Regions from separate parts of the Homo sapiens genome. Here regions 1 and 3 are each linked to region 2. Evidence: read pairs that join two places in POLR2A ChIA-PET (ENCODE). Cell type or tissue: GM12878. All regions are shown on one strand.

Region 1 (2,500 bases), 370 kb after region 2:
TTAAAATTTTTATTTTGTAGAGATCAGGTCTTACCAAGTTGCCCAGGCTAGTCTTGAACTCCTGGCCTTAAGCAATCCTCCCACCTCAGCCTCCCACAGTGCTGGTATTACAGTTGTGAGCCACTGTGCCCAGCCCACCAACACAATTTTGACTTATTATTTTTTAGGAATATTCAAATATATGAGTTGGGAAATTTTGTGTTCTTAATATTTTGTAAAACCAGTTGGTCTCTTTTGGCTCCCACATCATATTTGGAAGTTTGCCATCACATTCTGAGAAGCCCACATTAGGTGGCATTAACCTATTAAAAAAAAGAAAGTCCCTGGTATTTTTTATTACTCCAACACTTGAATCTCTCAAGTAGAACAAAGAATCGTAAGACAATTTGTCTTTGCTTTTATAATCCCGTTTTCTGAATTTATACAAGCAGTTTTATGAATTTTACATCTCTTGTTTTCTGAATGTATGACAAGAAATTAAAAGTTATAGGGAAAGTATGAATTTGTTCTACTTCCAATTCCCAGAGTTTCTCAAATGACATCCAACTTTATAATTAAGGAGTCAAACTGCCCTTCGCTTTGCCAACAATTGCAGAATTCCTGCAACAATCCAGCTTCACCTATGAACCCCAGGCATTTTATGAGACTGGTTAAAAGTAGAGACCATTCATTATATGCCACTTAAAAAATACTTAAGATGTATAACTAATCTTAAATAAATCTAGTATCAGTTCACTTGAAAGAAGGAATTCATACACAATTCCAGTAGGAAATTCAAAAGTCCTAAAGCTTCAATAACCCAATGAAGGTTTTGGAGTTAAGAGTTAGTAGGAAAACTGGCTGGTGGTAATATCAGCTCTGCCCAGACTTTTGGTAATCTATATGAATAATCCCAATTCAAGTTTTCATTCTGACTGTACAGGAAATGCTTTCTGCAACCCAACATATCTAAAAAGGTTTCATTCTGAGTGATGCAAGCCCTCTACACAGCCTCAAAAGCCAAGGGTCAGAGGCTTTTATAATACTAACTAACATGAAGCAAACTTCTATTAGTTTGGAAATGATTTATAAGCATTTGTTACAATGTATCCACAAGCAGTGACAGCCTTAACAAGAGCTATTCTGAACTATACCTCTTTAAATGACAACTGAAAATGGACATAAAAGCTACAAATACTTATTTGTTTCCTATATTGATACCACACCTACTGTTTTCCTTGGTTTCTCTTGATGTTTAAGATTTCTCTCTTAGCTCCACTTAAAAATTTGTATTCTCCTATAAAGCCACTACAAAAACCATTACTTCCTAAAGAAATATCTCTGGAAGCTTCCTACTGGAAAGTAATTATTGCTTCGAGGAGCTGAATAAGAATTTATTTACTGATTCACAGAAGGAAAAGGTAGCTTAAGAGGTCATTTTATACATATGTAGGCAGGACTGTACTTTTAAAATATACTTCCAGAGAAGATAATAAAATTATTTTGGTAACCTTTTTACCATGACTGTAATGACAACCATCATTACCAATAAGTTCTTTACACAACTACTCCTGATTTCGGTTTAAACCTATTTTCTCTTATTCTGCTGTCAGTGGAGCTGGGAAACCGCTGGTTACCATTCCTAATAATGGATCCATTCATGTTTTTTGAAGAGTTATTAAGTTGCCTCTTAACCTTTCATTCTCTCAACCTTTCCTCATAGGACTGACTTCCAATCATATAATCATCTTTTGAGTCTCCTCAGAACCGTCTCCAAGGTCTCCTCATCCCTTTTAAGTTGAGGAACCTAGAAATGGAAACAACACTCAAGTAAGGGGATGATCAGTGCTAAGTATTATCTACATAAAAGATAATGCCATCCCATCAGGATACCCTAACATCGCTTTCAAAACCCCAATCAATACCTTTACAAAAATGTCGCATCATGGCACCTGTGCTTTCCTTTGCCATACTTAAATTAGTATTTCTTAATGATTAGTCCAAATATTCTGTTCGTAGTCTTAAGTTCTCCTAGTTTATGTAATGTGTCCCAGCAAAGTATTCCTAAAAGTTGTATGGACATCAAATTTTCAATTCAACAAATACTATATAAAAAGTCACCATTATAAAAAACATAAAACATAAATGATGACTTAGAAATGGCCCGTGTCTTAAGGGAGTCACTATCTAATGGGACAAAGACAGACACATTTCAAAAGTACCACGACATAAGGTATACGGGGTTAAATTTTTTAAGGATAACATACAAAACACAAAAAGAAAACAGGAAAGAAGTTCAGTTTCAACTAGCAGTACAATCTGTGAAAACTTCATGGAAGAGTTAGGATCTGGGGATCTGAGTTGAACCATGGGAGACGAATAATAAGCCCAAGACAGGTCAAAATGGGAAAGACTTTAAGGCAAAGGAGAGGCTTTAGCAAAGGTACAAAGGCAGATAAACAAAGACTGTGGAGAACACCTAATAGTTCAGTAGTCCAATGTGGTTGAAGCAGTAACGATG
Region 2 (2,500 bases):
CTTGAGCCCAGGAGGTTGATGCTACAGTGAGCTGTGACTGTGCCACAGCACTCAGTCTGGGCAGCAGTGAGACCTTGTCACACACACACACACACACACACACACACACACACACACACAAACACAAAAAAACCCCTCTGAGTTCAAGTTCCCCATGTCTTACATATAATCTTGAATATCAGCTCCTCAGGATGATGATAAAGATCTAAGCGGTCTTGTATTTGGAAAAGACAAGAGAAGGAGGGGCCACTGTAAACGGGGAATGAGAAGCCATTATCTATTTATGTCCAAGGCTAAATTGATTGACTGATTTTTCATGTCATGAGTTTATTCACAAACATATCTAGTATGCTACATGAGTTCAAGAGTTTGATCCATTTTTCAAAGGGATTGCATCTCTTGAAACACTCTTCATGTCTGTTCAATGGATAAACTAAAACATTCTTATTTCTTAAGCAGTTGGTGTTTTACTTTAAAGAAGGGTGCCGCAGATCCCGATCCCAGTACAAAGTCATCATAATTAGTAACTGCCACGTGTTTTTCATTGAAAATGGCAAATTCTTCCCTGGGCCCTCCGCATAGTGGCTCCTGCAGACCACAGATGTTGTCAACCATCTAATGCTCCGTCCCCACATGGAGCTCTTGGAAGCTCCACCAAAGTTGCAGAGACCCAAGCCAGAAGCAATGGCGGCACCAAACCCACTTGTTCATACCAAGTCCTCCTTTGCTCAGGACCTTGTTCCCCTGTGTCTGAAAGAGTAAATGTAAACGGTATTAACACAGGTATGGGGTAGATATGAACAAGGACTAGCCAACTTTCAGGAGTTTGAACTTCTACACAGACAATTGTAAAGATCTATGTAGGACTCCTCAGTTATTTTGTAGGAAGAAATTGATAATTCCTTGATAATTGATAATGCCTTTTTTTTTTTTTGAGATGGAGTCCCACTCTGTTGCCCAGGCTGGAGGGCAGTGGCACGATCTCGGCTCCCTGCAACCTCTGCCTCCTGGGTTCAAGCAATTCTCCTGCCTCAGCCTCCCGAGTAGCTGGGAATACAGGTGCGTGCCACCACACCCGGCTAATTTTTTGTATTTTTAGTAGAGACGGAGTTTCACCACGTTGGCCAGGCTGGTCTTGAACTCCTGACCTTGGATGATTCACCTGCCTCAGCCTCCTAAAGGGCTGGGGTTACAGGCATGAGCCACTGCGCCTGGCCAATATCCTCTATCTTTAATAAGCATGTCCAAGCAAGAATGGGATGGCTAACTAATCTGAATTCCAGCCAGTCCATGGAAGGTGATGTAAGGTGAAAAAATATGATTTCACAGGGCCAGGCATCATCACATCACCGAGCTACTTGTGAATTAGATAAGCCTATTCGCATGAGGGGACTCTGAGCATGAGTGGGAATCCCACAAAAGTCAAGCTACAAGGTTGAAGGTAGAGGGGGAATACCAAACCGGAACCTGACATTTCATACTGCTTCCCTGACAGGTCCTTTCAAAGAAACAAGAACTGAAATGCAGGCTTAACTGGCATGCAAAACAGGCAGCTATTTCAGTCTGAATCATGAGCAGGGGCCACAGTGGGCTATCTGAAACTGAGGGGCAAAGGAAATCTGCACACCAAGGCCTGAGCTGCTTATGACAAATAATTGAAACTGTCCAGGCAACTGGTCCATTCCAAGCATTAGCTGTGCTGGGAGCTGAGCCATGAAGCAGAATTTTAGATTTTCTTTCTTGCTAGAGCCGTGCAACAATGATCCTTCCCCTCCACCCCTCCCCTCTTCCCCAATATTCCTGCATTCCCCTTGCCTGTCACAGGACTGCGGGGCAGTGGCCTCTTAGCATGGCTTTCCTTTGACTGCGGTGTTGCCACGTCACCTGGTGCTCGGCCCCTCCCCCGCCCTGGCACAGGGTCATAACAGCCTGCAGTGTTGCCAAGGAGCTGGCACCGTCCAGACCCAGTGCACAGGGATGGGCCTGAGATGGCCGGCCACGTCATCTGTCACCCAGGGTGTTTATGCACCCTGCAGTCCAGCAATGCCAGGATCTGCCAAGAATCTTCAGGTTTATTATGCTTTCTTTGGCCTTCAAGAACTGGATGGCTGGCCAGGCGCGGTGGCTCATGCCTGTAATCGCAGCACTTTGGGAGGCCGAGATGGGTGGATCACAAGTTCAGGAGTTTGAGACCAGCCTGGCCAATATAGTGAAACCCTGTCTCTACTAAAAAAACCACAAAAATTAGCCGGGTGTGGTAGTGGGCGCCTGTAGTCCCAGCTACTCAGGAGACTGAGGCAGGAGAATCGCTTGAACCCAGGAGGCGGAGGTTGCAGTGAGCTGAGATCGCGCCATTCTACTCCAGCCTGGGCAACAGAGTGAGACTCCATCTCAAAATAAAATAAAATAAATAAATAAAATAAAAAGCCTGGATGGCTATCATTAAAACAAGTCACAGAAAGCTCTGATGGAAATAATTTTCAGACTTCCCTCTTGAAAT
Region 3 (2,500 bases), 130 kb after region 2:
AGGTCTGGGCATCTGGAATTCACTGCCAAGGCCGTGAGGAAGGTGGTCGACGTTCCAGCTCAGCGTCACCTGCCAGAGCCTCCTCCTTCCCCAGCAGGTGACCCCTTCCCCCTTGAACCGGAGATGAAGGTGTTTGCTATGATCTCACCTCCATGTTACTGACTGTCTCCATTCCCCTGGCTGAGCTAAGCCTCTGTGGCCATGGGTGTCCTCTGAGCTCTCATGCAAATGGTGAAGCCAAGCCTGGACTGCATGCGGACCATGGTAAGGCCCCAGAGGACATGGTCCTATTTGCTGCTTTGAGGCTGATCTTTGCTTATCTGACCACCAGGGTTACCCTGAGGCTGCAAGCGTGGAAGTAATGCCCAGGTAGGCCCCTGCCACCCTCCCTCCAGCCACAGGCTTGTGTTATGTGAGGTTCAGAGTGAGAAGGCTCCTGAAGGAGCAGCTTTGTGGTGATTGGCTGACAACACTCTCAACACGCCTCCTCTGAGCCTTCTGGAATATTTGCCAGGAACATGACTGAGGCCTGCACAGTGAGGCAGAGGACACAGTCCTCTGGGCCCCTCAGCTGCTGAAATGAAGTCAACTGCAGTGTTTCTACCCATAAGTGAAACAGGCGTATGGCTGACTATCTGCGCGGCTAAAATACATCATTTCCGACCTTTTTTCTTTTTTTTGAGATGGAGTTTCACTCTTATTCCCCAGGCTAGAGTGCAATGGCGTGATCTCAGCTCACTACAACCTCCACCTCCCAGGTTCAAGCAATTCTCCTGCCTCAGCCTCCCAAATAGCTGGGATTACAGGCATGTGCCACCATGCCCTGCTAATTTTGTATTTTTAGTAGAGACGGGGTTTCACCATGTTGGTCAGGCTGGTCTCAGAACTCCTGAGGTCAGGTGATCCACCCACCTCAGCCTCCCAAAATGCTGGGATTACAGGCATAAGCCACCGTGCTGGCTAGTTTTGTATTTTTAGTAGAGACGGGGTTTCACCATGTTGGTCAGGTTGGTCTTGAAACTCCTGAGGTCAGGTGATCCACACGCCTTGGCCTCCCAAACTGCTGGGATTACAGGTATGAGCCACCGCGCCCGGCTTATCATTTCCAACTCTTACAATGGCTTTTGAAGAGAGCTGTTACTATCCCCACTTTGCCAAAGAAGAAACTGAGGCTCAGAGAAGTCATATAACTTGCCTGCATGCAAGCCAAATGTGGTCTCAGAGGTCAAAGTCAGGTGGTCCCAGGGGGTGGGGTGGTGGGGTGGGCAGGCCCGAGCTCTGAGCTAGGGCAGGTGCTCTTTTGGCCCCGAGTTCCTGCCATTGCAGGCAGCACTGATTGAGGAAAGTGAGTGGGAGGTGTTAGACCATAGTAGTTTCACAGCAGCAAATGACTGTCACAGTAAGGACAAGCCTGTTCTTTGCCTGCTTATTTATTTATTTAACTACCACTCACCACAACAGAAACTGGTTATCTGCAGGTGCACAGCTATTCTAAGAGAGTGAATGGGTGTGCAGCTTCCTATTAGAGCTCCAAGGATCAGTCAGAGCCCTCCGGCCTGGCCCGCCCTGCCCTGCCAGCTCTGCTGCCCCGGGAGGCCACCTCACGTGCCGGCTGCTTCACTGCTCTCCCCTCCCGTCCAAATGGGGCCAAACCAAGCATGGTGGTGAACTTTTTTTTTTTTTTTAAGACAGAGTCTCGCTCTGTTGCCTCAACCTCCCCAGTAGCTGGGACTACAGGCACCCGCCACCACAGCCGGCTAATTTTTGTATTTTTAGTAGAGACGGGGTTTCACCATGTTGGCCAAGATGGTTTCAAACTCCTGACCTCAGATGATCCACCCACCTAGGTAGGCCTCCTAAAGTGCTGGGAGTACAGATATAAGCCACCGAGCTCGGTTCTGATAGACTCTTTTTAAAAATTCTCAAAAATGTCCGGGCGCGGTGGCTCACACCTGTAATCCCAGCACTTTGGGAGGCCAAGGTGGGTGGATCACCTGTGGTCAGGAGTTCAAGACCAGCCTGGCCAACATGGTGAAACGCCATCTCTACTAAAAATACAGAAATTAGCCGGGTGTCATGGCGCATGCCTATAGTCCCAGCTACTCGGGAGGCTGAGGCAGGAGAATCGCTTGAACCCGGGAGGTGGAGGTTGCAGTGAGCCCAGATCACGCCACTGTACTCCAGCCTGGGAGACAGGGCGAGACTCTGTCTCAAACAACAACAACACAAAATTCTCAAATGATTTTATTATCAGCTGTAGCACAACCCAGGAAGGTGCATAAAACACATATGGCAGTTTAACAGATCACTGTGAAGCAGACACCTGGAAATCGAGTGGTGACAGGGCCTTGCATCCCAGAAGCTGGAAGTGCGCAGCTCCACACCATCCCGGCCTCGCTGCCCGCCACGGGGGATGTCGGGAAGCGTTTGCCCTAGAGCTCAGGTGAGAGGTCTGGGGATCCAGAGCTGGTGTCTACCAGACAAGGCAGGTGTGAGAAGC

Evidence for each region. ChIA-PET counts read pairs that join two places held together with the same protein. Peaks named below come from ENCODE experiments on the same cell type or tissue, not always from the same donor. Only the 100,000 strongest peaks of a DNase experiment are listed, where the experiment ranks them.
Region 1: POLR2A ChIA-PET joins it to region 2 with 6 read pairs; 1 of 35 experiments calls an interaction of 5 or more read pairs at or near these places.
Region 3: POLR2A ChIA-PET joins it to region 2 with 7 read pairs; 6 of 35 experiments call an interaction of 5 or more read pairs at or near these places.

Annotation. Positions count from the first base shown.
Region 1 is chr11:118,446,911-118,449,410 of GRCh38, reverse strand. All of the region lies in intron 1 of KMT2A (lysine methyltransferase 2A), which reads right to left. Among named protein-coding and RNA genes, the nearest start is that of KMT2A, 12 kb to the right of the region's middle. In GM12878, no CTCF peak of the experiment used is centred here; a DNase peak (open chromatin) is centred at 980; H3K4me3 peaks cover 315 bases; H3K27ac peaks cover 1,274 bases.
Region 2 is chr11:118,820,032-118,822,531 of GRCh38, reverse strand. It overlaps the pseudogene COX7CP3. Among named protein-coding and RNA genes, the nearest start is that of DDX6, 30 kb to the right of the region's middle. RefSeq lists an enhancer at 1,392-1,471. In GM12878, no CTCF peak of the experiment used is centred here; a DNase peak (open chromatin) is centred at 1,561; H3K4me3 peaks cover 546 bases; H3K27ac peaks cover 2,500 bases.
Region 3 is chr11:118,694,860-118,697,359 of GRCh38, reverse strand. All of the region lies in intron 2 of LOC105369519 (a long non-coding RNA gene), which reads right to left. Among named protein-coding and RNA genes, the nearest start is that of TREH, 16 kb to the right of the region's middle. In GM12878, no CTCF peak of the experiment used is centred here; a DNase peak (open chromatin) is centred at 1,419; H3K4me3 peaks cover 593 bases; H3K27ac peaks cover 2,121 bases.